Regions from separate parts of the Mus musculus genome. Here regions 1, 3, 4, 5 and 6 are each linked to region 2. Evidence: chromatin loops called from intact Hi-C (ENCODE). Cell type or tissue: gastrocnemius. All regions are shown on one strand. Region 1 has its middle 8.9 kb from the start of Gm38534. Region 2 overlaps C030037D09Rik (RIKEN cDNA C030037D09 gene). Region 3 overlaps Msi2 (musashi RNA-binding protein 2). Region 4 overlaps Msi2 (musashi RNA-binding protein 2). Region 5 overlaps Msi2 (musashi RNA-binding protein 2). Region 6 overlaps Gm38534 (a long non-coding RNA gene).

Evidence for each region. Hi-C counts contacts between places; a loop is a spot of excess contacts. Peaks named below come from ENCODE experiments on the same cell type or tissue, not always from the same donor. Only the 100,000 strongest peaks of a DNase experiment are listed, where the experiment ranks them.
Region 1: it touches region 2 in a loop (2.2-fold over the local background); 9 of 42 quality-filtered maps call a loop at or near these places.
Region 3: a loop joins it to region 2, with 4 times the contacts of the local background. A loop is called at or near these places in 22 of 42 quality-filtered maps.
Region 4: it touches region 2 in a loop (5-fold over the local background); 7 of 42 quality-filtered maps call a loop at or near these places.
Region 5: a loop joins it to region 2, with 2.2 times the contacts of the local background. A loop is called at or near these places in 4 of 42 quality-filtered maps.
Region 6: it touches region 2 in a loop (6-fold over the local background); 16 of 42 quality-filtered maps call a loop at or near these places.

Annotation. Positions count from the first base shown.
Region 1 is chr11:88,219,544-88,224,543 of GRCm38, reverse strand. No RefSeq gene overlaps it. Among named protein-coding and RNA genes, the nearest start is that of Gm38534, 8.9 kb to the left of the region's middle. In gastrocnemius, no CTCF peak of the experiment used is centred here; a DNase peak (open chromatin) is centred at 2,781.
Region 2 is chr11:88,725,206-88,730,205 of GRCm38, reverse strand. C030037D09Rik (RIKEN cDNA C030037D09 gene) reads right to left here. Exons shown (of 4, transcript NR_038058.1): 3 at 2,566-2,665; 4 at 1,634-2,047. Among named protein-coding and RNA genes, the nearest start is that of C030037D09Rik, 9.1 kb to the right of the region's middle. In gastrocnemius, no CTCF peak of the experiment used is centred here; DNase peaks (open chromatin) are centred at 1,521, 1,848 and 2,168; H3K4me3 peaks cover 371 bases; H3K27ac peaks cover 1,984 bases.
Region 3 is chr11:88,548,305-88,553,304 of GRCm38, reverse strand. All of the region lies in intron 6 of Msi2 (musashi RNA-binding protein 2), which reads left to right. Among named protein-coding and RNA genes, the nearest start is that of 0610039H22Rik, 68 kb to the left of the region's middle. In gastrocnemius, a CTCF peak has its summit at 3,074; DNase peaks (open chromatin) are centred at 92, 1,517 and 2,109; H3K4me3 peaks cover 323 bases; H3K27ac peaks cover 4,778 bases.
Region 4 is chr11:88,514,323-88,519,322 of GRCm38, reverse strand. The region is part of intron 6 of Msi2 (musashi RNA-binding protein 2); the gene reads left to right. Among named protein-coding and RNA genes, the nearest start is that of 0610039H22Rik, 100 kb to the left of the region's middle. In gastrocnemius, a CTCF peak has its summit at 2,778; DNase peaks (open chromatin) are centred at 3,872, 4,630 and 4,937; H3K27ac peaks cover 3,394 bases.
Region 5 is chr11:88,437,467-88,442,466 of GRCm38, reverse strand. All of the region lies in intron 7 of Msi2 (musashi RNA-binding protein 2), which reads left to right. Among named protein-coding and RNA genes, the nearest start is that of Mir378b, 87 kb to the right of the region's middle. In gastrocnemius, no CTCF peak of the experiment used is centred here; a DNase peak (open chromatin) is centred at 2,827; H3K4me3 peaks cover 559 bases; H3K27ac peaks cover 3,755 bases.
Region 6 is chr11:88,249,371-88,254,370 of GRCm38, reverse strand. Gm38534 (a long non-coding RNA gene) reads right to left here. Exons shown (of 4, transcript XR_001780289.2): 2 at 476-649; 3 at 46-134. Among named protein-coding and RNA genes, the nearest start is that of Gm34366, 18 kb to the left of the region's middle. In gastrocnemius, a CTCF peak has its summit at 1,962 (motif pointing left); DNase peaks (open chromatin) are centred at 965, 1,250, 1,958, 3,570 and 2 more places; H3K27ac peaks cover 1,467 bases.

The sequences.
Region 1 (5,000 bases), 510 kb after region 2:
AAACAAACAAACAAACGAAAGTGCTTCGTGTGTGCCGTGAACTCCTGATCTTCCTGCCTCCACATCCTAATGACTAGGATTACAGTTATGTGCTACCGTGCCCGTGCAGGGCTAGGAATCAGAGCCAGGATTTTCTGGATGCTGGGCAAGCACTCTGTCAACTGAGGTGGGCCCAAAATGCTAAGCTCTTTGTTTGTTTCGAGACAGGGTTTCTCTGTGTAGCCCTGGCTGTCCTGGAACTCTCTATGTAGACCAGGCTGGCCTCAAATTCACAGAGATCTGCCTGCCTCTACCTTTCTGCTGGGATTAAAGATGTGCACCACCATGCCCAGCTAATGCTAGATTCTTAATATCCAGATTCCCTTGGTTCCTATAGCCCCTCAGAGCAGCAGCAGTGCTGGGCTATCCTTTTTGCATGAGCAATGCAAAGCATGCAGGAGCTAAATGGTCTACCCCAGGTTACAAAATGTTGGAACCCCAGCCCTCCTCCTCCAGTGTAGTCTGTGTCCTTGAAGAGTGAGGTGGTCCATGCCTGTAACCCCAGCACTGTTGGGACTGAGGCAGGAGGATCAATATGAATTTGAGGTCAGCATGGGCTGTAGCCTGTAGGGAATTTCAGAATAGCCCTGGCCATAATGCAAGTACCCTTTCTAAAAAATAAAAATAAAGTTGTGTATAGCAGACCAAGCCTATAATCTTAGTACCTGGAAGATAGAGGCAGGATTGTCATGAGTTCAAGGTCAACCTCCGCTACATAGTGACTTCAAGGACCACCTGAGCTACATGAGACCTCAGCTCAGAAGTAAGTAAATAGGGGCTAGAGAGATGTATCAGCAGATAAAAGCTCTTGTTGCCCTTACAGACCATGGGAATTTGTCTATAATTACAGCTCCAGGGGTTGCAATGACCTTTTCTGGTCCGTGGGCACCCACATGAACCTACACATAAGTAAATCATAAAGCAAATATTTAAATAAATAATAACTTAGCTTTCAAATAGTTCTAAAATAGTTCACAAATAATAACATAGTCCTTAACTATGATTCAAACTGTCAACCACTGAGCTAAAACTGGGAGCCTTAGTAGGTACTCAGCAGTAACTACAGTTTGACCAACATGTCTGAAAAGAAAAGAAAGGTCTCAGGCTGTCCTTGCTCTTACTTCTTTCTTGGAGAGCTGGATGGTATCTTTAATCCCAGCTTTCTGTGATTAAAAGGAGCTCTGTAAATTCAAGGCCAGCCTAGTCTACATAGTAAGAGACTGTTTCTAAAAAGCATCACTTTTTCAATGATTGTTGTTGTTGTTGTTGTTGTTGTTGTTGTTGTTGTTACAGGTTCTTGTGTAGCCTAACCTGCCCCTGAAACTCTCCACATAGCCAAGGACAACCCAAACTGCTGGTCCTCCCGTTTCTACCTCCTGACTGCAGAAGTGAGCTCCTGGTTTATACCATGCTGGGAATAGAGCCCAGCCTTGGAACATGTTTGACAAGCACTCTACCAACCGAGCTACATGCTCAGCTGAAACCCATCTTCGGGGTGCTTGCTGAGGTCTGTGGGTCGAACCACTACTGTTTTAGGGTCCTCAGAGAAAGCAGAGCCTTGGGTGGGGAGGGGCTGGCTGATAGTCACCTGCAGTACTCGGGCTTCAGCACTGGGCAGCACGGTGACTTTGGCCAGAAGGCCACTCTGGGCTGATTTTATCTCATAACTGAGAACAACAGTAGGTTTCTGCCTGTCTCCTAACGTGGTGCCAATTAAATTAGATGCCACAGTATCTGGAAAGCTTTCAGCATAATATTGGGTACCTGGAACTGTCCTGTGACAGTACCCGAAGACACTGATGTCCTCAGATATGTGCTCACAGGTAGAGTTGACTACTTGAGATTCACTGCCTCACGTAGGTTTGATCTGGATGCTCTATTCAACCCCAATGGCCATTACTTTGAAGGTCTGGAAGGTTGGCCGCCTGAATTTTTTTCTCCCGTAACTCATTCTGTGGCCTACAAATAGAAAGGACATAATTCAGATATGGCAAGGGCCCAAAGACAACACTCACACACACCAAATCCCCTTACCTCCAACAGAAAGCACCCCTGCGGACAAATGGCGAGTTGTGCTCTTGCGACAAAGCAGAAGGCTGTTTGAAAATAATCAGAAGTTCTCTCAGGAAGCCCAATTATATTTTTACATCAAGAATCAAAATGCTGGCGCGGTAGACTTCAGCCTATCATTCACGAGCCTTTTATCCTGTAATTAAGCCAGCTCTGCTGCTGGGTTAATTCTTCCCTGAGTGACACCACCCTTTGAGCCAGCCCGTATGTCGGGAGAAGACTTCAGTCTGATGATCTATTACACCAATACATCACTGCGGTGAGCTGCCTCCTTAATGATTTATCCATAACACATCATCAGAGTGAGGCGCACTCATAATATATTGCTCAATAAGTCTGCGGTGGCCAAGGGAGAAAGTGATGGGCAGCGGCCCACTCCGTGTCCTGGCATGGCTGGTGTCAGAGTGTGGGCCCGCACTGGGCTCTTCCTTCCTAAACCAATGTTTATACAGGCAGAAGGTCTTCCATGCCAAAGGACCTTTAAAACTTGAAAAAACCATGAGCCGGGAGGACAGGAAGACCCCTCCTCTCAGTATGGTTAACCTAAACCTGTGTGTCGAAACACTCCAGGTGCTTACCATGCAGGAGGTCAAGGCCACTGCATGTCCTGCCCCTAAGTCCTGAGCATCATCAACTCTGTAATCCATGCCAAGGATCTACCACCACCACCTGGCACTGTGAAAACTGCAGCCTGAGCCACCCAACAGGAGTGCCCTTAGTTACAGTCACGGGCCCAGGAGGGACGGCTCAGTCAGGAAACTGCTGGTGACGAAGCATGAGGCTCTGAGTTTGATCATTCACATGACCAAGTGACAAGCTGGGCATGGTGGCTCATGCTTATCATCCATCGCCAGGGAGGAGGAGGCAGGAGGATCCCTAGGACTCACAGGTCCTCCAGTTTAGTCTACTCAGTGAGCCCCAGGCTAAGTGAGAAATCCATTATCAGAAACCAAGGTGAGCAGCTCTCGAAGAATGACGACCAAAGGTTGACAGTACACACACACACACACACACACACACACACGCACACACACACACACACATGCACACACACACGCACACACACACACATATGCACACACACGCGCGCGCACACACACATGCACACACAGACACACATGCACACACATGCACACACACACATACACACGTGCATACACAGACACATGCACGCACACACACATGCACACACACATGCACCCACAGACACACACACATGTGTACACAGAGAGACACACACACATGCACACAGAGACACACATATACACACATGCACACACACACACACACCACACACAGACACATACATGAGCACACACAGACACACATGCACACACACAAACACACATGCACATACACTTAAAGTCATTTTTAAAAATCACTTATTTGGGGGATGAAGAGATAGTTTAGCCATTAAGAGCACTGGCTTCTCTTTCAGAGGTCATGAGTTCAATTCTCAGCAACCACATGGTGGCTCACAGCCATCTGTAATGGGATCCGATGCCCTTTTCTGGTGTGTCTGAAGACATCTACAGTGTACTCTTATGCATTAAATAAATAAATCCTTTTTTAAAATCATTTATTTCTTATTATGCTAGTGTAAATTCGGAGGTCAGAGGACAATTTATAGGGGTCAGCTCTCTCCTTCTGCCATGTGGGTCCTGGGATCAAACTCATTTGCCAGGCTTGGTGGCAAGCACCCTTATGCACCGAATCACACCAGAACATCCTCCCACCAGAGACTGTGGCGTGCTGAATAACAGTGGAGCTATTGTAAGCTTGAGTGAGACTGTGCAGACAGCTGGCGGACTGCAGAAAGCACTCTGAAGTGCTACAGGTGTGGCACAGTGGGTAGAACCTAGCATACCAGAGGACCTGGGTTTGAGTCCCAGCACCACACTAGAGGTAGAAGAGACCATTTCCCCAGGGTTAGTGCTGTGGTGACTATCTTAATCCTGACGGCCTCAAAGTTTTCAGGTTCAGGGTCGTGCCCTGGTGGCGGGTTCCTCTCTATATTGTGTTCTTTGTTCCATGGAGACTTGTGGAATCTCTATTTATCTAAATGCTGCTTTGTTAAAACAAACAAACAAACGAACAAAGGCAAAAGTGAAGGAATGGATGTTTACAGAAATCCTTAGTATGACGAAAACAAAGGCACTGGGTACATCAGAGTAAAGGGGATGAAAGACCCAACAAGATGTAAGCAAAGTAGTATGTAAAGTGAGTGGAATCAACACACACACACACACACACACACACACCCCAGAACTAACCACCTTGCTCAGAAAGCTAAGGACGGGCTGCCCAGCCCAGCAATCCCACTAAAGAGACCCCGGGGAGTTCTTGCTTGTAAACACACAAGAAACAGGCACAGTGAAGATCCTTGCAGCATCCAGGACAGAGCAACCTCAGCTCTGAACTACTCAAGAAGGGCTCATAAGTGAGAAGGGCAACTCACTTTTTAAAAAAAAATTTATTTTATTTGTTTGTTTACATATTTTATGTACATTTTGTCTGCATGTACTCAGAAGAGGGCGTCAGATTCCATGAGGATGACATGAGACTATAGTTAGAGGAGATTGTGAGCTGCTGTGTGGGTTCTGGGGACCAAACTCGGGATCTCAAGAAGAGCGGCCAGGTTTTTTTTCTTGTTTGTTTTTGTTTTGTTTTGTTTTGTTTTTAACTACTGAGTCATCTCTCCAGCTCCTATTTATTTATTTATTTATTTATTTATTTATTTATTTATTTATTTAGAGACCGGGTCTCTCTGTGTAGCTCTAGCTGTCCTAGAACTTGCTAGGTAGACAAGGCTGGTGTCAAACTCACAGAGATCCACATGCTTCAGGCTTCTAGGTGCTGTGGTTAAAGGGGTGTGCCACCACACCGGGCTG
Region 2 (5,000 bases):
ACAGTTCAAACCATCACACATGCCCATCCTTGTCTGTCACACTGGATACAAAGTATCTGTTGGTGGGCTTGTCTGTCCTGATTGGACTTAAGGCTCCTCAATGACAAGTACAAGTGGCATGACTTGTCTTCATGTCCCCTCTGCCTGGTACCCAGTGGACTCCTCCATAGATGATCTACACACTCTGGCTCCAATGAGCAGACAATTCTCCAAATGATGTTGAAGGCAGATCGGGTAATTATGGTCCCTTTATACGGCTAGGGACACTCAAGCTCAAAATACCAGAAGCACAATTCCGAGTCCTGGCTCCTGAGGCGCCACGGATTTGGTAGAGAGCCATTCTGATATTGCCCGTTGTGAAAGGATTGTGAGGCTTATCGTGGCATTGTCTAAAGACTAAAGTCCAATCCTCACGATTGTCTGGAGAAACTTAAATTTGCCAGCCAGACTTAAAACACAGTCTGCAGGACAGAGCATAAAACTGTGTGTGGCCTGACCTGCTGGCACAGACTGGAGTTACCGCCTCCGTTCTTGCACACTCGGCTATACTATTAATAGAGCTGAAGATTGCACTTGTGTTCTCCACAGCCTCCCGGTGCAGTGGGCTCACATCAAGCCTATGATGGGCTAACCTTCCCCCACCCCCATCCCCCACTTCACCCCCCCCCCCACTCACACAAGGGCCTTTCTAATGAATGCCTTCTGTCAGGCCAGGCCTCCTCCCATCAGCCACTTGGGCAATTGATTTTTTTTTCCCCCTGATGCTTGCAATTATCTGTGACCTACACTAGTAGACACAAAACCAGGCCCTGCCTTCCTTTCTCATGTGACATTGGCCGAGCAGATGATGGGAACCTCGAGAGCCTGCTTAGAACCCAGAAATGGGGCCGGTCTCTGTTGAGAGGTCCCACCCTTGAAAGTAAGAGGATGCTGACATTATTAACTTTTTTGGGTCACTTCAAATTCATGTCACATTTATGACTACCTGCCTTTGATGATGATCCCGTTTTGGTATTGTTCTAATTGTAGCGTTGATTCACAAGGCTGCTGGCTCCTCCTGCCATGGACACAGCACATCTTTATTTGTGATGTCCTCTCCAGGCAGTTTTATTTTTAGCAAGAGTGTCTTGCCCAGCGAGCAATTTACGCTACAGTCTACCCTTTGTTCTCGTTACACCTAATACTTCTTTCTCGCTCCTTTTTCCCCTTCTGTCCTTCTGTAAGTGTCAATACCATGTTTGCCTAAGCAGATTCCATTCCAACTTATTGAAGTTTCCTTCCTTTTAGGTTTTTTTTTTTTTTTTTTTTTTTTAGCTGACTGGTATTAATTGTAGAAATTGCAGCATGGGCTATCGTGGTGGGTCTTGGCATCAGCTACAGGAAACCCCTAAATTGGGGAGATTTAGATGTCAGAATTTGGGAGCAGGAACTTGAACTCTGGAGAGACAGTCTTTTTTTTTTCCCCTGCTCCACCAGAAGAGGGAACCTACAGTAAAAAGCACTTCCTCTGATCACCAGTAGAGGGCGCGCTCACCCACAGTCCTCCAAAGTGCGCGTTTCTTCTATTAAGTGGCAATTTTGTTGATTTTGTTGGAAGGGCCTTCTGGAGATACAAATACATAATAGAGTTAACACTGTTGAGGTGCTGTGTCCGGCTGCTGTGGCCACCTCCTGTATTGTGTAAAGGGGGAACAAAAGTTTTTTTTAAAAAATCTAATGTGTAGTTGTGGGTCTGTGAGCCTGTTGCCGTAGTGGATGGGCAGGGTGCGGGTGTTCAGAATGACCATAGAGAATGTTGAAAGGTCCCAAGGTACAACGTATAGAGTGTGGGAGAAAGGGTTGGGGGCGGGGGAGACCCTGTACTTCCAGCTGTGATATTTAGATTGGCTTGGCAGGGGCCAGCCTTGGCAGAGATGGGGGAAGCGCCAAGGCTAGTGGAGAGGCTTGAGTGAAGGTAGCGCCATGTCAACCGTTTCCAGGTGGAGTTGAAAGGCAAAGCTATTTTCTTCTGGGAGCCCGGCCCCTTTCATCAAGACGGAGTTGGTGGCTGATTAAAAAAGAAGAGATGGAAGATTAAGTCTGAGAGGCCAGAGGAGAAAATGGTTTCCAGGTGTTAAGTACTGGACAGAACGGTGAGCTTGGGCAGTTCCTCTGTGAAGCTCTCGAGCCCACCCTCGTCCCCCTCCCTGGCAACGCTGGGCGACTGCCAGGCCTAGGCAGCAGAGGGCTTCCTAACTGCCGAGCACGAAGATGTTTAATAAAATATTTACCTCCGTGTATAAGAATAGCGTAGCAATGACATAAAGGCAGGCAGAAGTTAAACAGTGTAACGGCCACAGGAGAGCAGCCCTAGGGTCTTGGCTTTTCTTTTTTTATAGAAGTACAGAAACTTCCTGTTTAAGTTCTTATAACCTACCGTGTCCTGGCAAGCCAGTCTCCTGCCGAAGCAGAAGGGGACTAAAGTCAAACTCCCTGGTCACCTCTTAAAACTCCTAAAGGTGATGTTTTCTGAGGCCTGCCCCCACTACCTCTGAAGGTCACCCCTGAGAAGCCGAGCTGGCACACCTTGGCTGCTTGCAGTCATTTTGAACTGGAGGTGAGAAAGGAGAGTCATAAGAGGCGAAGAGGAACACAACTCGTTAGCCAAAACACCAGATTTCCAAATCTGTCCAATGAGAACATGGAAAAGAAAATGAAAAATAGAAAAAGGAAATATATTAGATAAATATATTTTAGGTGTTCTTTTTTACACTCCAGAAAAGCTTTTGTATTCTCTTCCCCAGTTAGAAAAAAACAAAACAAAACATTTTCTCTCTCATTGAAATTAAAATAGGCTTTTGCATATCTATCAGACAACGTTAGAAGAAAATAATTATAAATAAAGGTGTCAGATCAGTAAGGCTGTTTGAAAAACATTCAGTTTGCTTTATCTCAGCCAGGCAGTGGTGGCGTACTCCTTTAATCCCAGCACTTGAGAGGCAGAGGCAGGAGGATTTCTGAGTTTGAGGCCAGCCTGGTCTACAGAATAAGTTCCAGAACAACCTGGGCTACACAGAGAAACCCTGTCTCGAAAAACAAAACAAACCAAAGTTTTGTTTTATCTCACATCCGTCTTTTTTCTTTCCAGTTACTTCCTACCCCCAGTGACTTTCCCTTATTGCACGGTGTCAGGGCAAGGGCTGCCCTAGGATCTTGATATACATGCTTATTTTCTATTGGAGGAACACAGAATATCCCTGAATTCAAGAGTGGCCTCAGTAGTCATGGTTCCCGAGGAAAGAAACTATTTATTTACTTAAGGAAAATACAAAGGACCCATTACTTTTTGACAGAGAATTTATACTTGGTGAAATTTTCATGACTAAAAACACATTTCACTAAATGGTTTCTAGTAAAAATACAACTCACTTTTATTTTGGGTGCGAAGTCTGGCATGTCTGTTTTGAAAAGTAAGGCTTGTGAGACTCCGGGAGGCGGATAAATGAACAGACTCTTTAATAAGCCAGGCGCCCAGCATGGCAGAGAAATGCAATACCAGAAAGTAAACAGAGCATTGTGGGAAAAAGAGCAAGCTGAAATTCATCTTGCTTTTCCAATTTGAGAACACGCTCGCGGTTGTTAGCAACTGAGTCAAGACATTTAAATCACATATATACTTTTCTGTCTTGACAGTGACCTTTTCTAAGTATGCAGTAGGGATGAGAAGATGAGCCAAGCCATGCTCCTGAAAGAGCATTTCAGTTAATTGAACGTGAAATGTGTTGCAATCTGACGACATTAATAACACGCAATTGCTATTCTGTAGCTAATCTGTAGTTCATTTGCTCAGGGTCCAACTAAGGCAGTCTACAAATGTTAGCATGTGAATCCTGTTGCAAACCTATGTACTAAGCAGCTATAGAAAGTGCATCTTGAAGGCTCTTTGGATTAGTTATCTGGGCTGTGTAACAAATCATTCTAACACTTAACTAGTTTCAGTAAACACCGGAGGCTGCAGAGATGGCTCAGTGGTTAAGAGCACTTGCCGCTCTTGCAAAGGATTGGGGTTGGGTTCCCAGGACTGACCTGGCGAGTCACAACATGTATAGCTCCATTTCTAGGGGGCCCAATCCCCTCTTCTGATTCTATGGGTACCAGTCATGCACATGGTACAAATATACACATGCAGGCAAAACCCTCGGGCCCATAAAAACCAAAACTTGAACTCTATTTTTAAAAATTGTAAAACTAAAAACTGGGTAGATTTAAAATAAGCCACATGCCTGTTTGGTAAAATGCTTGCCTATCATATACAAAATCCTGTGGTTTCTCCCTAGCACAGCATACTCAGAGCATAGTGGTACACATCTGTAATCCCAGCGCAGATGGATGGATGGATGGATGGATGGATGGATGGATGGCTTTGGGTTAAAACCCAAATTAGTTCCCAGCACTCAAGCAGGGTTAAGTATGATTTCCTGACATGCTCTCTGGCCTCACCTAGCATGTGTACAACCATGTCTACACATATACACAGACACATAAAATGAAATAGACCTTAAAAAATTATATATATATATATATATATATATATATGTATATATATATATATATATATATATATGTATATATATATACACACACACACACAGACACACAGACACACACACACATACACACACACAAAGTGGGGCCGGAGAGATGGCTCAGTGATTAAGAGCACTGACTGCTTTTCCAGAGGTCCTGAGTTCAATTCCCAGTAACCATGTGGTGGCTCACAACTATCTGTAATAGGATCCAATGCCCTCTTCTGGTGTGTCTGAAGATAGCTACAGTGTACTCACATATAAAATAAATAAGTCATTTTAAAAAACACACAAAGCAAAAAGTAAGAGGAAGAAAGACACAGAAAAGTGCATAGCTACACTTTTAACTTTTAAAGGAGACTTTAACAGTTATTATTTTTTTGTTTGTTTCTTTTTTTTTGAGACAGGGTTTCTCTGTATAGCCCTGGCTGTCCT
Region 3 (5,000 bases), 180 kb after region 2:
GCCTCCAGTCTTTTTCCTGAGGCTAAGAGACGGAGCTCTGGGATCTCTTTCCTGTCAACACTGCCCCCTGCTGCTGCCCCATCACAGCAGGCACCTGGCCACACTGGAGAGAATGTTTTCAGGCTGAGCAGCGCGGCCTTCTGTGGGAGGCAGTGACGCTGGTAACCCATGGATGTGAGCACAGCCTTTATGTTTTGTTTCCATTGACGGGGATGGGTTTTCAGAACCACCCACTCCCTCGCCTGGGCTGATGACTTGCAGGGACAAGATGGCTGAGCAGGGAGATGCAGGGAGTATGCTCCTCCCTCCAAGGCCAATTTGGTGTTAATTTTTGGCCCTAAGTGGCAGTGGCCTGAGTCTGAACATCCCAGTTTGCCTCTCTAGGAGTGAGAAATGGAGTGTGTTCTGTATGCTGCTGTGCATCTTGCAGTCTGAGATCTGCTGGCTTGGGCTGCAGAGATGATGAGGCCAGGGTGTTTGTTTTGTTTTGTTTTAATTAATTAAATTTTATTTTATATGCATTGTTGTGAGGGTATCAGATCCCCTGGAACTGGAGTTACAGACAGTTGTGAGCTGCCATGTAGGTACTGGGAATTGAACTTCCAGTCCTCTGGAAGAGTGCTCTTAACCAATGAGCCATCACTCTGGCCCGTGCTCCCCCCGCCCCCGGGCCAGGGATTTTTAGAGAACTAAACACTAAAGTACCAGTACAGAGAAAGGCTTCTGCCGTGACTAAGAACAGCATTTGAACCTCGGCTTTAGAGCTTTACAGTTGTTTGGACCTCTGAACTCTTGGAGCCTACTTGAGGAGAAGGAGACCCTGGGGAGAACAAGCTCTTCTGTGATAAGTGTGCCGCTTTCCCTTCTCTCAGCCTGCCTGCCTTCCTACCTCCCTGCTGTCATGGTGGTTAATTGGGACATAAGGAGTACCCAGCCTGTGGCCTGGCACACAGTGGGTATACAGGCAGCAGTAATAGTCACGGTGTTTTTCACCACTTTCTTGGCAAATACCTTACATGCAGGGGTTTCTTTTGTTGTAATTTCACTCTGGTCGCTTCAGGAGGAGACCCTCTTCCTCCAGCGCTTCCTCTTGTCCATGCCTTCAGGCATAAAAGTTGGGTTCCACTTTACATTATGGTCTTATACATCAGTACAGCCGATTTTGATAAACCCTCAAAGGATGTTGACCTTCTTGGTTTTCAGGCATGAGTGGCTTCACTCCCTTAAGGAGGAATTGCCGTGAAATGTAACCGCTTGAAGGGGATGGTGCATGCGCGTTTGCTTTTCATAAGTAGCATGGCGTTCACTGGCTTCCATACTGACTAGTCAGCCAGCCTCGCCACCTATCCTCCTGAGAAGGAATGGATGTTTTGTTCAGTGTGTCCCCTCTCCTGGGAAACAGCTACAACCCTGCATTCTATTGTCCAAGATGAGGTGGGTGAAGTCTGAGGGAGGATGTTGAAGAGACCCTGGAAAGGCCCCTCAGGGTGGAGTGGAAATGAGGAAGGCACTGGCCTGTGGCCATGTAGTCCTTCCTTTCTTCCTGATCTTCCTGACAGGTGTGTAGAATGGCATCTCCTGCTGGCATTTCTGGGGGCCTTAGGATATCTCTGGCAGACAGGGCTGGAAATTTGATGCTGTGAGACAGGAGGAGAGGACCTGAGAATGCTTATTTAAAAAACAAAACAAAACAAAAAACCCTGCCCTAATCCAAACCCAAGGGCTGAGGAAAGGCTACTAGCTGTGATGTACACTCTTTCAGGCCAGCCTGGAAGGTGTTAGGAGTCACCTGGATAACTCTTAGACAGCCTTGGGGGGAAACATGAAGGTTCGGGTACTTTGGGTCTTGCTCCTTGTTAGAAAGTTAGAAGGTTCAAAGCTGGGGCTTGAGGGAGTGGGTTGGAAGGGGCTTGTGGCTTTGTGTGAGTTTTTTCTGGCCTCAGCTGTACTGTAGGTAAGGAGGGAGCACATGTGGAGCCCCTTGGGTGTCTCAGCCTCCTGCTTCTCCTGGCCCTTTTTTTTCTCTCCACCCACTCCCTGGTTTGGCAGAGGCTTGCAGAGAGCTCCACAGGGGCCATGTGTTCTGGGGCAGCAGCTGTCGGTGCTGACTAATGAGACTTCCTGGTGGCTTCAGTGGCACACGTGGCTGCAGCAGGAACTGCTGCTTCTCATGTGCCAGCCTGTGCTCCAGCTACTCAAGAGGGGTTCCGGATGCTGCTGCTGCTGCTGCTGCTGCTGCTGCTGCTGCTGCTGCTGCTGCTGCTGCTGCTAAGTCCTGGTCAGAGGCTACTAGTAGGGAAAGCTCACAGGACATCTCTGTGCAGCTGGGAGTGTTCGGTCCCTGGGAAGGATACCTAAAGACAATGGAAAAGTTGGCCTATCTGAACTAGCCAGTTCTACCCCTGTAAGGCAGGCCTGCCACAGCTTCAGGCTTCCTGAGGCTGCAGGCTAGACACAATTACTCTGTAGCCATGTGTCCTTGGTAAAATGTGCCCCCTCTGTGAACTCCACTTTCCTCAGAGGTAGATGAGATAACTGTCCTTCCTACCACACAGGGCTTGTTGAAAGGGCCCGATGAGGCCCTGGAGTGGTATATCTGGCCCTGATTCACCTCATCTGTGGGGCAGGAAGCCCTTCCTTCACCCTAGTGCTGAGTCTTCAAAACAAAAGGCAGGTGGGGTTCTTGGTCCAATAGCCAGTGTCTGGGCCTGTTAGGGAGAGCCTCTGATGGCTGTTTTCTCCAGGATGCAGTGTCCCAGAAAGGTTTATCAGCTAAACCTGCCTGGCTCCAGAGAAGCCAACACAGACTTCCTGGTAAACAGCCCCTGGTCACAAATGCCTTTGTGCAAGTTTTTGAAGAAGATCCCCAAAGCCTGTTTCGGGTCACCAGACCACGTGTGTGTCTGGAGATGAACTGTGTGAGGGGAGATGCTTGCTCCTGAAATGAGACATTTTGTTCAGTACCTAGGAGCCTTTCATGTGACATTGAAATCAGGTGCTGAGCCACCCAGATGCCAGAGGGTTTGAAGTTGAAAGTTGACTCTGCCCCCTGTGGCGACAAGGCTCTGTCAGCCTGAATTCCAATTTTCTGAGGGTTTTGTCTACTGCCAACTCAGCTGTGCTTGCTTTCTCAGCACCTTTGGGTCTGTTTCTGTTGTGTTGTCGGGTTTTGTTTTTGTTTGCGTGTGTTTTGGTAGTTAGGGGAGGGATGGGCTACTGACAGGGCAAGGGGGCATTTAACCATTTATTCTTTTTAGTAGGTTTAATTGTATGAAGATTATAATGCATACAAACGCCTGTAATTAGGGGAGTTGGTTCTGTAAGACAGTGTTTTAGTGAAGAAAATTACAGTGTTCATAAGCCGTCTGAGGAGGAGGCAGTATATATTAACATGCAACTAGTTTTTGTTAATTTGTGCTGTTTACCAGTATTCCCCAGAGGTGCGTCCCTGAGGTCCAGCAACGCTTCACCCTGCAATGCTATCCATTAGTCTCCCTGTAGCTAACCTGCCACATAGAGCTTTGCGGCGGGTGGTGCTAGAGCGACCAAACTTCCTTCTACAACAAAAAGAGTGCCTTTTGGGTCTTGAGTCAGATATTTAGGAGTCCCTGCTGTGTGAGGTTGGGGCCTAGGCCACTTGGGCTCTAGTGACGCTTCCGCTCTAGTGCTGGCGTGCTGAACACGTATACACAAAGGCAGTACGGCGGATTATGAGCAGCATCAAGAACAGTACCAGGTTGGGGCGGGGGGCGTGAGGATAGTGACTTAGGCATCCAGGGCAAAGCTGCCTCTCAGAGGCAGGTCACATGGTTTGTTCAGTGCCCAAGGTATGAATAAGCTATGTGAGGTCAGAAAAGAGAAAAGGGGACGATAGACCAGAAGACTTCAGAGAGCCAGAGGCTTGCCGGGGGTAGGGCGGAGTTTGGATTTATTCCTGAGGCATTTGGAAGCTAGAAATGAAGGGCCCACTGCAAGGGAGCCTCTGTCTCTGCCCCTTGGGGGATTGTGCCACATCTGTGTCAACAATGTCAAGCATTGGCCTTGCTCCTGGTGGTGAGCTCTTTAGGTCCCCACAGAGTCCTGAGTTTTCATGGCAACCCTTTGGGCACCAGTTTAAGGAAAAGTTGACCACGTATTTTGCCCAAGTGCCCTGGGCTTGTAGAAGTGGTGAGTCCTGCTGGAAGAGCATTGTGACTTACTGAATTGATTCAGGACTCAAAGCATGGTTCAGAAGGAGGCATGGGGGGCGGGGTTTGAAAGAGCAGCTGAAAATGGGAGGGGCTTTCTGGCACCTGCGCAGTGTATGGGAGGAACACTATCATCTGATGGGACAAGAAGGTGGTGTTAGGGAAGAAGGGTTGGGGCAGGCCTTAAGGCTTGTGATTTTGCCATGTGGGTACAGTCCCATTAGCTGCTGGTGGGCTGCTTCACAATGGTTTAACTAAGCCAGCTGCTCCCTTAAGGACACTTCCAAAGAGCCTCTGACGATTCCAGCCAACAAGTTTAGACCACCCTGTTCTGAAAGGGTGACTCCAGATATGGTGGGCCAGTTATAGATGGCTTGGCTTATTTGTGTGATTATCCTGGCTCCTCCTGTCACACAAGGAAGGCCCGGCTGTCCAGTCAAGCCAGTCAGAGGATAAGTATGTGGAGCAGCGTCTAGAGTCTCCGGTTTTATAGCTGTTCTTCCAATACCCGCAGTGTCTGGAACACCAGTTGGCTGGTTCCCTGTGGGTTACCTGAGCTAGGAGCTCTGTTCCATTCCAACATTGTTCTGGGAATGAAAGCTGTCTCTACCCTCCAGCGCTGAGCAGTTTGTCTGGTGGGCAGCCTCGACCTGGTGGGTTGTGTCAGGAAGTTTTTTTGAAATATCACCAATGTTTCTCCTGTTCCCTTCGATCTAGCTGTGAATACCCAGGTCTCTTAGTTTACATTTCAGACCAGGGAGACTGGTGGATAAAGTTGCAAGTTGCTTACCAGAAGCAGGCTTCTACGAGTCT
Region 4 (5,000 bases), 210 kb after region 2:
CCTGCCCCACTGAAGCCTGGAAGAGTTACATTCGTTAAGACTTAGGGGGCTGGCTGGGTGTGGTGGTACACACTGTTAATCCCAGCACGAGGGAGGCAGAGGCAGGTGGATCTCTTTGAGTTTGAGGCCAGTGTGATCTACAGAGCAAGTTCAGGACAGCCAGGGCTACACAGAGACCCTGTCTCGAAAACACAAACCAAACCAAATGAAAACATCTGGGTGACAAGCATAATGGGGTGGTTTAGTTGTTAGAGCACTTGCCTCGAAAGTTTAATCCCCAGCACAGCATAAAACAGGCATAGAGGCATATGTCTGTCACTGCTTTTGTGCGCTTAGCAAGGAACCTTACTTGGTCTTAGTTGCTACAGAGAGGGAACTGTCAGTACCAGAATTCTACAGCATCGTTGGGGTCTGATGTTCAGGAACCATAAGTGGATAGGAAAAGTCCCCTCCCCCAAACTAGAGGCTCTCCCCTGTGGCCTCGAAGCTTCCCTCTCGCACCTCTTAATGGTGGAGCCTAACAGGAAGCGATGGTGATTGATCCCAGCTCTTGGGAGGCAGGGGCAGGTGGATCTCTGAGTCCAAGGCCAGCCAGGTCTACAGAGTGAGTTCTAAGACAGGCAAGACAACAGAGAAACCCTGACGGGAAAAAAAGAGAACAAAATATGAATTTGGTTGGTAGAGTAGTTACTCATGATGCATGAAATCCTGTGTTTGATTTCCCAGAACCACATCAGTTGGGTGTAGTCAAGTACGTCTGCAGGGCTAGGGTTTGGAAGTGGAGACTGGAACATTAAGAGTTCAAGGTCATCTTTGGATGTGCCAGTGGCACAACAGAAAACCCTGGCTCAGACCAAAAACAAAACCCTAGAATAGTAAAGAACAAATAGAGGTTGTACACTTGCTTAAAAAGCAGTCGGTATTATTTTATTTATTTGTTTGCCTCTTTTGGGGTTTTAGAGACAGGGTTTCTCTCTGTAGCCCTGGCTTTCCTGGAACTCATATTTGAAAACCCGGCTGGCCTCTAACTCATAGAGATCTGCCTGCCTCTGCCTACTAAGTGCTGGGATTAAAGGTGTGAGACACCACGCTCAGCTTGAAGAACAGTTTTTTTTATTTCTTTTTTTTTCTTTTTGTTTTTTTTTTTTAAATTAGGGTTTTATTTTTATTTTATGTACAGTGGTGCATCTACAGCATGCTTATCTGTATGAGGGTGTCAGGTCCCCCGGAGCTGGAGCTACAGACAGCTGTGAGCTGCTATGTGGGAGCCAAGAACCAAACCCTGGTCACCCAGAAGAGTGGCTAGTGCAACCAAACACTGAGCTGTCTTTCCAGCCCTTGAAGAGCAGTTCTGATGCCATGAGGCCTTCACTGGTCTATGTCCCAGTAGACGTGATCATCCCCCCCCCCCCCATTGACGAAACTTCCTGGTCATTTTCTCATGCTTCTTTGACATAGGCGTCACTTGCCAGCAAGAAGGTGTGCTGTGTTGGAAGAGACCCATGTCTCCCTGTTGCTGAATCTTCCACGGTGCTGGTCTGGGCTGCTTCGTGGTGCCCTGTAGAGCTATGACCTTGCAGTTCATACGTGTTCTGAGCATGCTCTATTTTCCATTTGTTTCAGAACAAACGGACTGCTTGGCCTTGAACACACAGGCCTGGACTGTTCTAGTCTTAGCAAAAGTAGCGTAGGGGTGAAGTTGCAAATCAGCCGTAGACTTTCCAACTCTGGCATGTCAGAGCGGGAAGAGGTCATCAACGCTGCCAGGCCAAGCCCACTCCACTTGTCGGCTAAGACTGCCCATGCCACACCAATATGCCACATCTATACGATTTCACCAAATCTGCACCAGTACATAAGGTCTGCTGTAGTGGTGTGCGAGATCCACCCCACTATGCCAGGCTCTTTCCCCCATCCCCCCACCCCAGTGCTCCCCCTTAGTGTTCTGGGGTCTGCCTGTATCCCAGTGCCTGTATCCCAGTGCACCAGTTCTACCTAGATCTGCCCCAGCATACGAGGTCAGTGTCAATGCACCAGGTCCACACCAGTGCTCCAGATCAGCTTCCCTTTGTGTGAGCTCTGGAAAGCCTGGGGTTGGGGACTTGGTTTTTCTCGAGCCAGGCCCATGCCTTCAATCACCTTCCCAGAATACAAAGTCAGAGTAACAGCTTCTGCTGCTTCTGAAATGAGTTTTCCACTCATGCAAATTGCTCTCTGACTTTGAGCACCCACGTGGGTGGGAGCCTCGCTTTCCGCTGCTCAGTTGGTGAAGGAGGGGGGACATCACAGGGAGATTTTTTCCCCCCTCCTAGCCAATATAGGCAATACCCTTCCTCTAATCAACAGGTTCACAAACACTATCTGAGAACCAGAAATGAATTTATAAAGGGCTCTTCTGGCCTTGTGGAATTAGAGCAGAGATACTGCTTTCTTTTCAGTTCAGTTAATCCAAATGAGCTGAGTCTCCTTTCTATAGGGAAGGGCAAAACAAAACAAAAACCCAGCCCAGCCAAAGCAAAGCATACTTAGCTGCCAAAATGAGACTCCAAAAATAGTTCGGGTCATTGGAATCACGCGAGAAATAGCATTTATATAATCTCTCTCTTGCAAGAGAACTTGAAAGTGATTTCCGTACATTATATGCGGAGAATATGTGGGGTTTATTTTACCGACTTTTGTCTGGAAAGCTTGTTTGTTGGTGCCTTTTCTTTGCTCTGCATAAGTTATCTGAGCTCCTTCATCCTGAATAGGGAGTATGGGAGTAGTGGCCCCATCTGGAGGCTGGATGGAAGAGTCAGACTGAAACGGGCCTTCAGCTCTGCTTATTGGCTTTTATGGTATTGCAGTGTATTGGTAGATCAAGATCCCCAATTTGTACAAAGGGCACAGAGACCCAGTGAACCATCCATGTCCTTGGCTACAGAATCAGAGAGTGTAATTCAAGGACAGAGCTGTGTGTAGGCCTAGGGCTTTGTGATTGTAAAAGAGAGCAAAGCCAATCTTGCCAGGCAGGGGAGGGAGCCTAGACTGGAAGCCTAGGGTGCTCTAGGGCGTGGCTTGAGGTTACAGATGTGAGAAGTGCGGAGGATTTAGGACCACATGGTGTAGCCTCCGGGGCTATGCTCTGGAGTCAGTTCATGACCCTGCAGAGCCAAGTGTGGTGCCAATCCAGGAGTTGTGTTTGCATTGTTAGGATCCACTCAGGCTGTCATCAGATCTTGTGCCTTGGTGCTCCACCTCAGGGATTTAGGAAGGGAGAAGGCATCTCTACGCCTTCCCTTTTACCATCCCCACAGATCCACAGGCATCACTTTCTCTATTGTACCCTGGAAACATGGCTTGCCCCTCTCTCTGGCTACTCTGTCTTTGGCTCTTGTTCTCCTAGCACTTGTCCTTGAAGCGGCCAGGCTCTTTCCTTGACCTTCAGGCTTGGCTTCCTCTGCCTTATCCTTCATCTGCTGCCAGAGGAACAGCATCAGGAGGCTGGGCTCTCCATGCCACTTCTCTGCCCAGCCTGTGGCCCTGTGGCCCTCTAGAAGAAAGCCTAAGGAAGGTCTTTCAGCATGGGTATTCCATATGTCTGCCTCCCCACATGCCCAGGTTTCGCCAACCCAGATAGAACATACTATACGCTATGTCAACACGGTCTTTTTAAGTGAGCTGTACCCTTGCTTGGAGCTTTCTGCCTTTCCACACTCCACATATCCATCCCTACACCAGCAGCCGTCTGTGGGCCTGCCAGCTAACTTGTTCCTTCCCCACCTGGACCATTGAGCTATATTTCCCTCCTTCTGCTCCCATCCTCTTGTTTGTGTGGCCCAGGGCCTCATTGGTATTGTTTTTGCCTGTCTATCATGTTATTAGTAGATGGGCGCTCCTGCCAATCCCCAGTTCTGTGCCAGGCTCATGGTGGGTCCCTAGCAAGTGTGTGTGTGTGGGGGGGGGGGGGAGGAGTAAATAGAGAGAGCCCAAAGGAAGGAGCCCAGAGCAGCAGCCTAAGCCACCTTCATTTGTCCCAATGATCAAGCTGTTCCCAGAGTGGGCCTCCTTTCTCCTGAGGGTAGTACTAGGCTTACCGGAGGAAAAAAAAAAACAGGGGAAAACTCATTTGTGTATATAGCCACCCCACCTCCCTCCTCCTTGTCCCAGGAGGAAATGATATTTCCATACATCCTAAACATCCGCCTCCTTTAGCATCTGCGGAAGCTCAGTGGAATAATGAAAGATAATCAGCAATGGGCTGAAATTGCCTCTCCTTTGGCAAGGTTGGTTTTTTTTTGTTTTTTTTTAATTCCTTCTTAACTACTGTCATGTCATAGCTTATGGGGGTTTTGTATATGGACCAGAGCTTTGCTGATTCTTCATCCAAGGTGATTGGGGTAGGGGAGGGTTGTGTACAGTATGTGTGCCTTGCGCTTTTCCAGAGGCAAACATGACTCTGTTCAGATCCTGCAAAAAATGGTGGCCCAGTGAAGCTGGCAGCGTGTAAACATGGCAAGAGGGAACCTGATGTACTGGCCTAGGGCTCCACATGCCCTTCCCGGGGGAGCTTCTTGGAAGAAGCACTGGCAGGAGCTGGCCAGGCCGGAGGCAGTCTCTGTATTAGCTTCGTGCTCAGTTATGTGTCATCAGAGCCATTAAGGGCCATTAAGAGCCTTGGTTTCTGGTCCCAGCTCTACTGCCAACTGGCTGTGAGTGGCCTTGGGCAGACTGCATGGCTTCTGGGGTCTGGATAGCACTCTTCTATCAAAAGAGGGTTTGGATGTCATCTCTGGGTGTCTGATGAACTCAAAGAGAGAGAGAGAACGAGCCACTTGGAGAAGAGCGTCAGGCAGGGAGGTGAGGGGGGCTGGGGCTGCTGGGAGCAAGTGCTTTGAAGGTGGGAGGGAGACAGGACAGAGGAGAGAGCAGGTCTACTCAGCAGGGAAGAAGCTCCCCTGAACTGGAGCCAAATGCCTCTGGACTTCCAAGCATGAACTTTGGAATTCCAAATTGGCCAG
Region 5 (5,000 bases), 290 kb after region 2:
TGACCCAGCTCCTAACAGTTGACACCTAACTGCAGCCACCGATCTCTCTTCTCCCTGAGATGAGGAAGGTGCCTACAGTAGCCTTATTGTGGGGCCTGCAGCATGAGAAATGGATAGCTTTACACCAAGGCGAACCTCTGGGACGCTAGAGAGCTGTGATGGTGTTTATTGGTGAGAGAAAAGGGTCACAAGGCAGAATGAGCACACCTGGGCCTGGCTAGCACTGAGGCCCTGAGGGGGAAACCCTCAGAGTACTCTCAGGTCCCAGAAGACTGTTACACGCTGCAGCCTCTTTTAACACCATTCTCGGACCCCTTTCTTTCCCTTCTGGCTGTGTGCCTGGGAGCTTGTGGATCAGGTGAAACATCTGTTTGGCAGTAAAGCTCCATGGGGCTAGGTTGAGGCGGGTGAAGTGAGGTGTGGGGCAGGGGATTAGAGGAGGGAAGACCAGGTTCGGGGGCTGAGCCTGGGTTGAGCCAGCGAGCGTGTTGGTAACTGCAAGTATGTGCTTCTGGTCATGGGCTGGCCAGATGTTCCCAGATGGGAAATGGCAAGGCCTTGTGTGATAGCTCCCTGATGACAAGTAGCAGCATGTTGGAAGTGTCTGCTCTCCAGGTGTTTGCTCCCTCCTAGAACATCTGGAGAGAAGATGCGGAAAGGGCGGCTCTGGCCCTGCCTGAGTCTTGGGTGGTGGTTTTGCTGGTGGATCATCCGAAACTCGGGCTTTCTCTGGAGAACAGTGACCCCTCTCTGTGCAAGACCTGACCCACCTGACTTGAAATTTTAGAAATGAACTTGAAGTTCCAAAACACCTTAAAAGCCTGTACTGTGAAGCCCCCCAATTTCTGGAGATACTGATTTTTCTTTTTGTTTTCTATTTTTTTAGATTTATTATACATAAGTACACTGTAGCTGTCTTCAGATTCATCAGAAGAGAGCGTCAGATCTCATTATGGATGGTTGTGAGCCACTCTCATGTGGTTGCTGGGATTTGAACTCAGGACCTTAGGAAGAGCAATCAGAGCTCTTACTCACTGAGCCATGTCGCCAGCCCCCTGGTTTTTCTAAGACATGTAGAAAAGAGAGGCTAAAGGAGGGTTCAGTTCGAACACTGTTCAAATATGAGGGCCTGAGTTTCAATCCCCTGTACCTAAAACAAGCTGAGTATGGTAACTCATGTCTGCAAATCCCAACACTACAGAGACAAGCAGGCAGATTCCTGGAGCTAGCTGGACAAGCAACATGAGTTAGTGAGCTCTGTTCAAAAAAAATTAGGTAGAGAGTGATTAAGAGAAGACACTTGGTAGCAATCTCTGACCTTCACATGCATGCACATATATGTATACACATACCCACATGCACTTAGATGTGGACATAGCGTGCACACACACACAGTGCTTAGAAGACACAGGAGGAAAGAAGGAGCTGGTATAGAAGAATAAGGAAGCTACTCCTGACCTAATTTCTGATCCAAAATAAGCTTCAGAATGGCCTTTTAATTAGATGAACTGTCCATAACAGTGAGCTTCCTGGAAACTGCATGAGAATCTCAAAACAAGGAGCTTGAATAAATCACTACAGGGTCCACTTTCCCCATCAGGCCATTCTAGGTGAATGGAGCCACAGTGACCCCACCCCCACCCCCCAGGCCCCAGCAGAAGTAGCTGGGTTCATCAGTCAGGAAGTAAGCCCAGGGAGGTGAACCAGCAGGACACCAGCCGTCCTTAATCCCAAGTGTCTGCACCAAGTGAGCCCATGGATGGCCGACCTCTGGGGGAGGCGGGAAAGGCTAGGGAAGCAGACCTGTTTGGATAGATAAAGACCTTGAGTCTGCAGAGGCGCGGAGCCCTGTGAGAGCGAGCACGCTCAGGAGAACACTTACAAAAGCAAACTGAAAGGAAATTACAGGGCGTTCACATACATGATGGATTATTACACATCCATTAAAATGATGTTTACAGAGAGTTTTTAAATGACATGTGAAATGGCGATGACATAATATTGCATGAAGAAAGCTATAAAATTTATACACACTGTGAATCACATTAGAATGAGCATCACCTGGGACTCTTAAAGAATATCAATTCCCGGGCCCAGCTTACATATCAAGGCCGTCTCCGAGGGGGTCCCGGGGGTCCTTGCAGTCTTTCCTCCCCTGAAGTCTTTGATACATCAGGATGTATCTGAGAGTAACTACCTCGAGCAGCAGGGTTTTTAGTTTGTTTGTTTGTTTTTTGTTTTTGTTTTTAAGCAGAAAAATTCTCCAAGCTGTGACAAGAGGCTTCTCTGGTGGAGGAGTTATGGTGGACTCAAATCTGCACCGTAATCATTTGAGTCTTCCAAAGCTTTGCCGGGGAGCTGGTTCTAGAGACCCAGCCATGCCTCTGCCCTGCCCTCCCCTCCCCGACTCTCCCCGTTCTTTTGGCCCTCAATCTCAGATTTCTACTAGCCTGGGAATGTATCACGGCTCACTCCATGAGCTGTGCCTATTTAAACTATTTCTCCAGACAGCAAGCTACTTGTTACAAAGCGGGAGGATTCAGAATGCCCATACTTCATTGGGTGCAGTCTGAGTTCTGCAGTAAGCAGAGGGATGTGTGCTGTTGTATGTCATGTCTCTAAGCTGTACCTGATAGATAGATAGATGGTCGCTAAGGGGAGGGCGTCCTCATGAACTGATCTTGGAGTCTAGTGTCTGAGAGTTGGTGGGGGTCAGCTTCTCCCCAGGACTTTGCTGAGCAATAAGTTGGGCACCAGGTTGCTTTACCATGTGCAGATCTGGGCAAAGCCCGAGCTTTAAGGTGTCTTGCTGTGTCACAGTGAAGCCTGGGGCAGAGCTTCAACTGTATTCTGTTGTCACGTGGTTGAACTGGGACTGGTGCAGGGCTGCTAAGCAGGGGGACCAGATGCTGAGCAGCCCCCCTGGAGGTCCTGCTTCTGGTAGGTGGCAGGTCCACTTTCTCCTCTGGGTACTGAAGATCTGGTGACTGGGGCCGATTCCTCTTGTCCTTGTTGTTTGATTCACTCTGTGGTCAAGGTCGGGGGGCTTCTAACTCTGTTCCTCTATTTTCCTTTGACTTGACATGAGGGCTAATAATCCCTTCTGAAGTCCCTCATTGGATGATTGTCAAGGGACAGTAAAATAACCTATGGGAATGGTTTTGAAAAAGACTGTGGTGGAATAATAACAGTAATTATAATAATGACACATCAAGAGCAAAGCGAGACAGTCGCCACTTCTTTTGCTCTCTGCTTCCAGCTGGGCAGGTGGGCAGCTTATGCCAGATGGGAAAATCCAGTCTCACCCCACAGCTGACTGTGGGCCTTGGGCCCCTCAAAAGCCAGGAGATACGCAAGCCCTCTCCTTCCAAACACTTGTATCCCTTCCTGTCGTCTCGACCCACCTACAGCTACTCTTAGTCTCCAGTCCCCAAAGGAGGGTGCTTCATGTCTCTGTGTGTCTAGATCTGAAAAAGCTCATCAGCAGAAGCAATGAGCAGATGTGAGGCCAGGCCCGGCAAAGACAGGTGACCCTAGCAAGTGTGTCCTCAGGCCAGCGTATGCTGGGAACCAGCGAAGGATTTGGCACCACCCAGGAGGAATATCACAGGTTGGGATGAGGATCCAAAGGTTTAATCAGCAAAGCTATTTAGGTCCCTGTAAGTCTGACTGTGAGAATTATTTTGAGCCTGATCCCTCATCCTGCTCCAGAAAGGGTGATTCTGCTTAAGCAAGATGGTGTTTGGCACCAGCAAGCTGGGAAAGAGCAAAGACCTGACATAGAAGCCTCCAGAAGAGGAATTTGTAGAGCCCACTTCCCCCAGTCCTAAGCTGCTTCTCGCTAGTTTTTGTAGGGCACAGCCTCAGAGCACTGGCTCCAAGGAACTACTTAGTTCCCGCATCCTTAGAGAAAGCTGCTGGGAATTAGTTCTTCCGGCCTGGCTAATCTCTGCTCATTTTGTCACCTTGAGGCATGGTTGGTTCAGCCTCAGGTGCTAAGCCAGTATTGATTGAATCTAAGGAGACTAGCTCTGGAGGGGAGGGGGCACGAAGCCTCTAGCACAAAAGCCCTTTCTCATCCCATTCCCAACCTGTCTGCCAGCTTGTGGAACCCCAACACATCACTGTGGCGCCACATTTAAGCAGCACCTGTTCCCTTGCCGTCCTGCTTTAGAGGAATCTGATTTAGGTTTCTGTCCTCAAGCTTCTGTGTTTGTTGCTACCGTAGCTGGATGACAGAGGTTGCTCTGTTAAACATTGGCTGACAGTGCAATGGTTAGAGGTATTCTCACTTGAATTGCCGTGCGAGTGACGACATGCCTAGCATTTTAGCCTGAGTGTCCCAGATGGGCACAGTGATCCTGGTCACTTGTATCCAATAGCAAAATGAGGCCAGCATCTTGGGGGCACGTCTACTGGGCTTCACTGTGTTCCTGGAGGTGGCTGTCTTATCTGTCCTTTTTACTGGCTAGTGTAAAGGTACTAGTTTGCTTTTATACCTTACAAATGTGCAGTTCTTTATGATGACCTTGTGGAGCAATAATGGTATGACAATAAGTCATAATGGTATTGATAACCAGCAGTTTCTGAGTATTGATCCTTTCTGCTGCATGGTGTTTTGTGCAAGATGACTTACTTCGTCGAGTTATTAATAAGACACATAGGGAGGATATCACTGGGATTCCCATTTTTCAGATTCATTCATGCATTTGACAATTTTTTTATTGAGTGCAAGTTCTAGTAACAGGGAATTCAGCTGTGAACCATGCAGACTAAAATCTCGGCCCATGATTTTAACAGCGTTGACCCTGTGGAGGACCTGTGAATTACTCTGAGGTGGGGCAGCCCAGGATTGTGAGATTAGAGTTTGCCTGTGCACACACACTCTAGACCAGTGGTTCATAACCTTCCTAATGCTGCAACCCTTTAAAACACAGTTCCTTATGTTGTGGTGATACCCAACCATTAAATTATTTCCACTGGGGGGCTGGAAATGGTTC
Region 6 (5,000 bases), 480 kb after region 2:
TTTCGGAAAGTATTGCTGAAAATATCAGAAATGTTTCTAACTCACCCCATACAATCAGTGGAGCACGGCGGGTGCTCGCAGACGTCATTCTTATTCATACAACGGTCTGTTCTGGTGACTCGAGGAGCAGTGACCTAGAATCACTCAGAAAGAATAGTGGCTCTTGTATGTTTCCCAAACAAAACAGGACACTGTCCCCCCACTCCCACCCGCCACCCCAAATCTGATGCATTCAAGCCTTCAAGGAACGACTGGAATACAGTGTCTGTCCCATGCCTACTGCAGCAGTGCAGCCCCCCTGAGCCAAGCAGGACAGGACAGCAGCCACTGCTGGAGCCATGCATTTCTATCACAGAGAAACCAACCTCTCTTCCACCGACACTGAAACTGCCCATCCCCCATCCTGGAGTCCCATGAATCCAGGTTGCCTCTCTTCAGCAACAGGACAAAGCCCCTCCAGGGCTCCATTTCTTACATTCAGTAGGTGATTGTCACTTGCTGCCCAGTTGATCTTCCCATTTCTCTGGGTCTCATCCACAGGAAGTGCAGCTGAAGGGTGGATGGAACACCTGCGGCTCTGAGCCCTGCAGAATTCCTCCTTCCAAACAGTAAGGAGCCTGCACATTCCCGGATCCAGCACCCTGCAGGGCTGAGGCAGAGGGATCTCACTCAAGCCTAGCCTGGGCTTCATAGTGAGGTCCTGTCTCAACTAGGCAAACAAAAGCAACAGAAAGAAAAGAAGGAGTCAAAGAATCTGCAGGGCAGAAGGATTGCCAGGCCCCTCTATGGCTGACTCGCCCCGGCTGGTAACACATTATCAAGCCAGTTCAGAGGAGCCACTGTTCTCAAATCAAGAATTAGGTTTATGTCTGGGTCTACTCCAGAACACTGGCTGCTCCCTGCCTAACCATAGCCGCCTCTGGAAGTCCCAGGTTGTAGTTCACTCCAGGGACGAAGCATGGGGACATGCCAACAGGACACAGGGCACAGTCTGATGCAGCTGAGTCAGTTCTGGATGCTTTAGAGAGGCACGGGGTAGGGGGGTGGGGTCGCAGGGGGCGGGGGGGGGTTCGCGGGGGCGGGGCCTGGGGGCGCGGGGGGGGGGCAGGGGGCGCTCTGGTCCTTCCGGCTCCCTCTAGCTTTGCTTCCTGGCTTGGTATTATAGATCTGAGAGATGCAGACTGCTGAGCTCTCGGCAGGAGCAGCTGTGTCCCTGGCTCTCCCTCTGTGGCCTGGAGTGCCTCTGGCCAGGCCTCAAGCAGTCACATGCAGATGACAGCTGTGGTGGCACCAGGACTCAGGCGCCCATCACATGGCTGCCCTTCGCTTCTGGCCTTCCCTAGGGACAGTTGCTCCTTAGCACACAAGAGTAGCGAATGGCCAGTGGTGCCTTGGGAAAGGAGCAGAGGAGGGTGGGCCCTGAGTAACGACATCTGCTTCTGAGTCCTTTGGTCTAAAGTCGAGGTTCACATCTCTCTTTTTTGTATCCCAGCAAGGGCAGGAAGCTGCTTTTCCAACCCCAAATCAGTATCTCAGTGGTCCCTAGAGCAGGAAGTCTTAGAAAGAAATCAGCTCAGACAGGAACTTTAAAAGAAAAGTAGGTGTTTGTTCAGTGCCTGCCTGACCTCAGGTTCACCAAATTCCTTCCCCAGCCCAGTACCTAGGAGTCCTGGCCGAGGCTAGGCCTTGAGCTTGGTGACCCTCTTGGAATCCCCCTATTTTAATGTCAACACCCAACCCAAGAGCTGGAGCTTCCTACCTCTATCTCATGCCACCCTAACACCCTTCCACCAGAGCATAGATTTCTCATAAACCTTCGCAGAATCTTCTGATTCTATGAGGTAGCTTTGCTAGCCACAAGAATACAGGAGCTGAGGCTGGGAGCTGGGGAGTCAGTCTCTCTCCAGCCTAGAGCGAGACCTCATTGCTCGGCCTCTCGTGGCGAGAGAGCGCCCCCTGCTGCCCAAGCCCAGCTGGTACCACACAGCCCGAATGAGGGATGAGGGACAAAGATGGGGCGGAGGGGACACCCAGAGAAGGGACTGTAGGTTTGTCATTCAGAGAGTTTCCACCTCAGGACACACTGCCTGGCTCAACCTGGCAGGGAAAAAAAGGTTCAGACTCTCTGTGCTAACATCTGCCTGTGGCGACAGTTTGGGCGTAACAGTCCGTCTAGGGGGCGTGGAGTAGCTCTCTAAGGCACCTCGATTAAAAGACGCGGTCTGGTTTGAAGCCATGGCTCCACCGCGCACTACCCTCAGACTTGGGCATGCGGTTTAACCTCTGAAAACGGGTTTCTTCATTAAACTGAGATAATCAATAGCGCATACATCACAGCAATGGTTTACAGAGATAATTCATGTAAAACGCACACTGAGCTTTCAATAACAGCAACTCTCTGGTATCGATTCGCCTGACACCCCTACAAATGAGTGATAAGAGCTAACTAGGGCTCGTGGACCCAAGTCAGGGGATTTGCTTTTCCAAGGCGCTTTCATCATTAAATGGATCTGGTCTAGTTCCATGGGCACATTTGAGGAAAACAACGTTGCCTAAAGGGGGAAATAAATGCCAGAGACATTCACAAAACATCAACCATAAACAATTACTAAACACATTGATCAATGCTCAGAGCTCTACAATAAAGACAGGGAGAAAGTTATGGCCCAGGACCTTTTGTCCCACGCTTCCCATGCTACCAATCCCCACCTGACCCCTGGTTGATGAATTACTCTTTGGGCTACAAATATGCTGAAGTATCTCCTTACCAAAAAAAAGCAACTGCACGAAATGCTCCTCCAGGGAGCGCCCGCCCACCCCAAATGTCAACAGCCGACTCAGTGAAAGGCTACATGGTGTCTTCTGTCAGCTCTCAAGTTTGATAGACCAGGTGTTGGTGCCCACAGCACTCCACCTGCCCTCTTTAAAGTCACCATGACTTGTACACAGCGCATCCAGAGCTCTGTTTGCAAACCTCATCCCTCCTCCATTAGCAAGGTTTTGACATAACTAGTGGATGCTCTTGGCCCCCTTCCCGCTTAGGGAACTGTGCCCTCCACTCCAGCTAGGCTCCTCTCAGCCACCCCGGCTCCTCCAGCAATGAATTATCTCTGCAAACCATTGCATCATGTCTCCTCACATCTCATCCCTGCGTTCCCACTTATTAGTGGCAACCTCACACATGCGGTTACTTGGTCAAACAATGTGGCTATCCTCTCTCCTTGCTACCTTTCTTCTGCCCCCACCCCCTTTCTAAGACAAGCTCTCATGTAGCCCAGGTTAGCCTTAAACTCGATATCTAGCTGAGGATGGCTTTGAACTGGCATTAGAGGCCTGCCCCACCATGTGGTTCTATGTGGTGTTGGGGGATCTAACTGAAAGCCTTGTGCATGCTAGGAAAACTAACCACCAATCAAACTGTAAATCTCCTACTGTCTCTTTCTTTCACACCCTCAACCGGAACATCAGCAGATCTAGTCCGTTTTACCTTTCAGATGTGTCTAGACTCTTCCTGCTTCTTGTTCCACTATTCTACATAGTCCATACCACCACTATCTCCTGGCTGCTCGCCCAGCTTCTACCCACAATCCTCTGCTGGTATTTCCACATGCCAGTGGACTTTCCAAAGATTCCATGTTTGGAATGTACAGTTCTTCCACTCAACAGAGCCATCCATGATCACACCCTTGGTGTCTTCTCTGATGTCATCACCCTTGCTCATGTCTGCCAGGCTTCTTTGCTGGAATGTACCTAGCTAGCAGCATGATTCTGTCATATGGGGCTCTGTTCTTTTTTCCTTTCTTTCCTGAATGTTACGACCCCAGGCTCTGAATTCACTGGGCTCCTTCCTTATATCATTCATGTTTCTACATAAAGAGCAAAGCCCATTCCTTCCCCTTTACAGAATGAAGTTTTTCATGGCAGTCATCACCCCTGGATATATTATTATAAATCTGATACTTTGTCTCCTCCGACTAAGCTCCGGGGAATCGAGGGGCTTTGTTTCTGTTCACTACTGTATCTACACGTCCTAGTCTGATGTCTGGAACAGTAACTGCTCAGGAAATGTACTAATTGCAGAAGTGAGTTAGTGCACACTGGAGGTCCCACCCATGACCTGAGGCCAGAGATGTTTCCAGGACTCTGTGCCTTGCCTATCACCAATGATCTATGAAATAGAGATAAAGACTCCGCCTTCTTGTTTTCAAAACTGGTGAGCATGGGCTGCTAGGTAAAGATGCTTGCCCACAAGCCTGACGACCTGAGTTCATTCCCAGGACCTGCATGGTAGAAGGTGAGAACAGACTCCTACAGGTTCTCCTCTGACCTCCACATGCACATTATGGTGCATGTGTGTGCACACACACACACACACTCACACACACACACAAGCACACACAAATAAGTAAATCGGTGTGATTAAAAATTTAAAAGAAAACTGTAAATATTGATTACGTAGAGCTTGGGCCTTCTTCTTCTTCCATTTCTGGATTCTCACATTAGATTTCTCTTTCTCTCCATCACAGAGGCAGAGACACACTTGTGGAACCACCTCTCTCTCTCCTTCATCAGTCTCTCTCATTCATTGTTCCGGTGATATGCCCAAAGAAATGAGCATTCCGGTGAGGCCAGCTGGGGCTGGGATGGTCCTGGCTGTTTCTAATAACACTCTTAAATAAACCCGGGATGCACCTGACCTTGTAAAAACGTTGGGAGCAAAGGGGTCAGTGTTTCTCAGAACAAATCTCCTTTCCTATTTCATGTGATGATGAACTGTGGGATTGTGCGTCCGGCAAGAAAGCCTGAAAAGAAGTCAGCCTTTCCCCAGCAACCGCTCCCTCCGCAGAGCCTCTTCCCTTCCTAAGGAGTCATGCTCCTCCCACCTGACGAGCATTTGACTAAATAGGCAAGCACACAAGTTCACCACTGCCATTAGTGGGCTAGACACTAAATGGACGTGTTTACGGGGCACTGAGATGGAAGATGGACGGAGTGCAGAG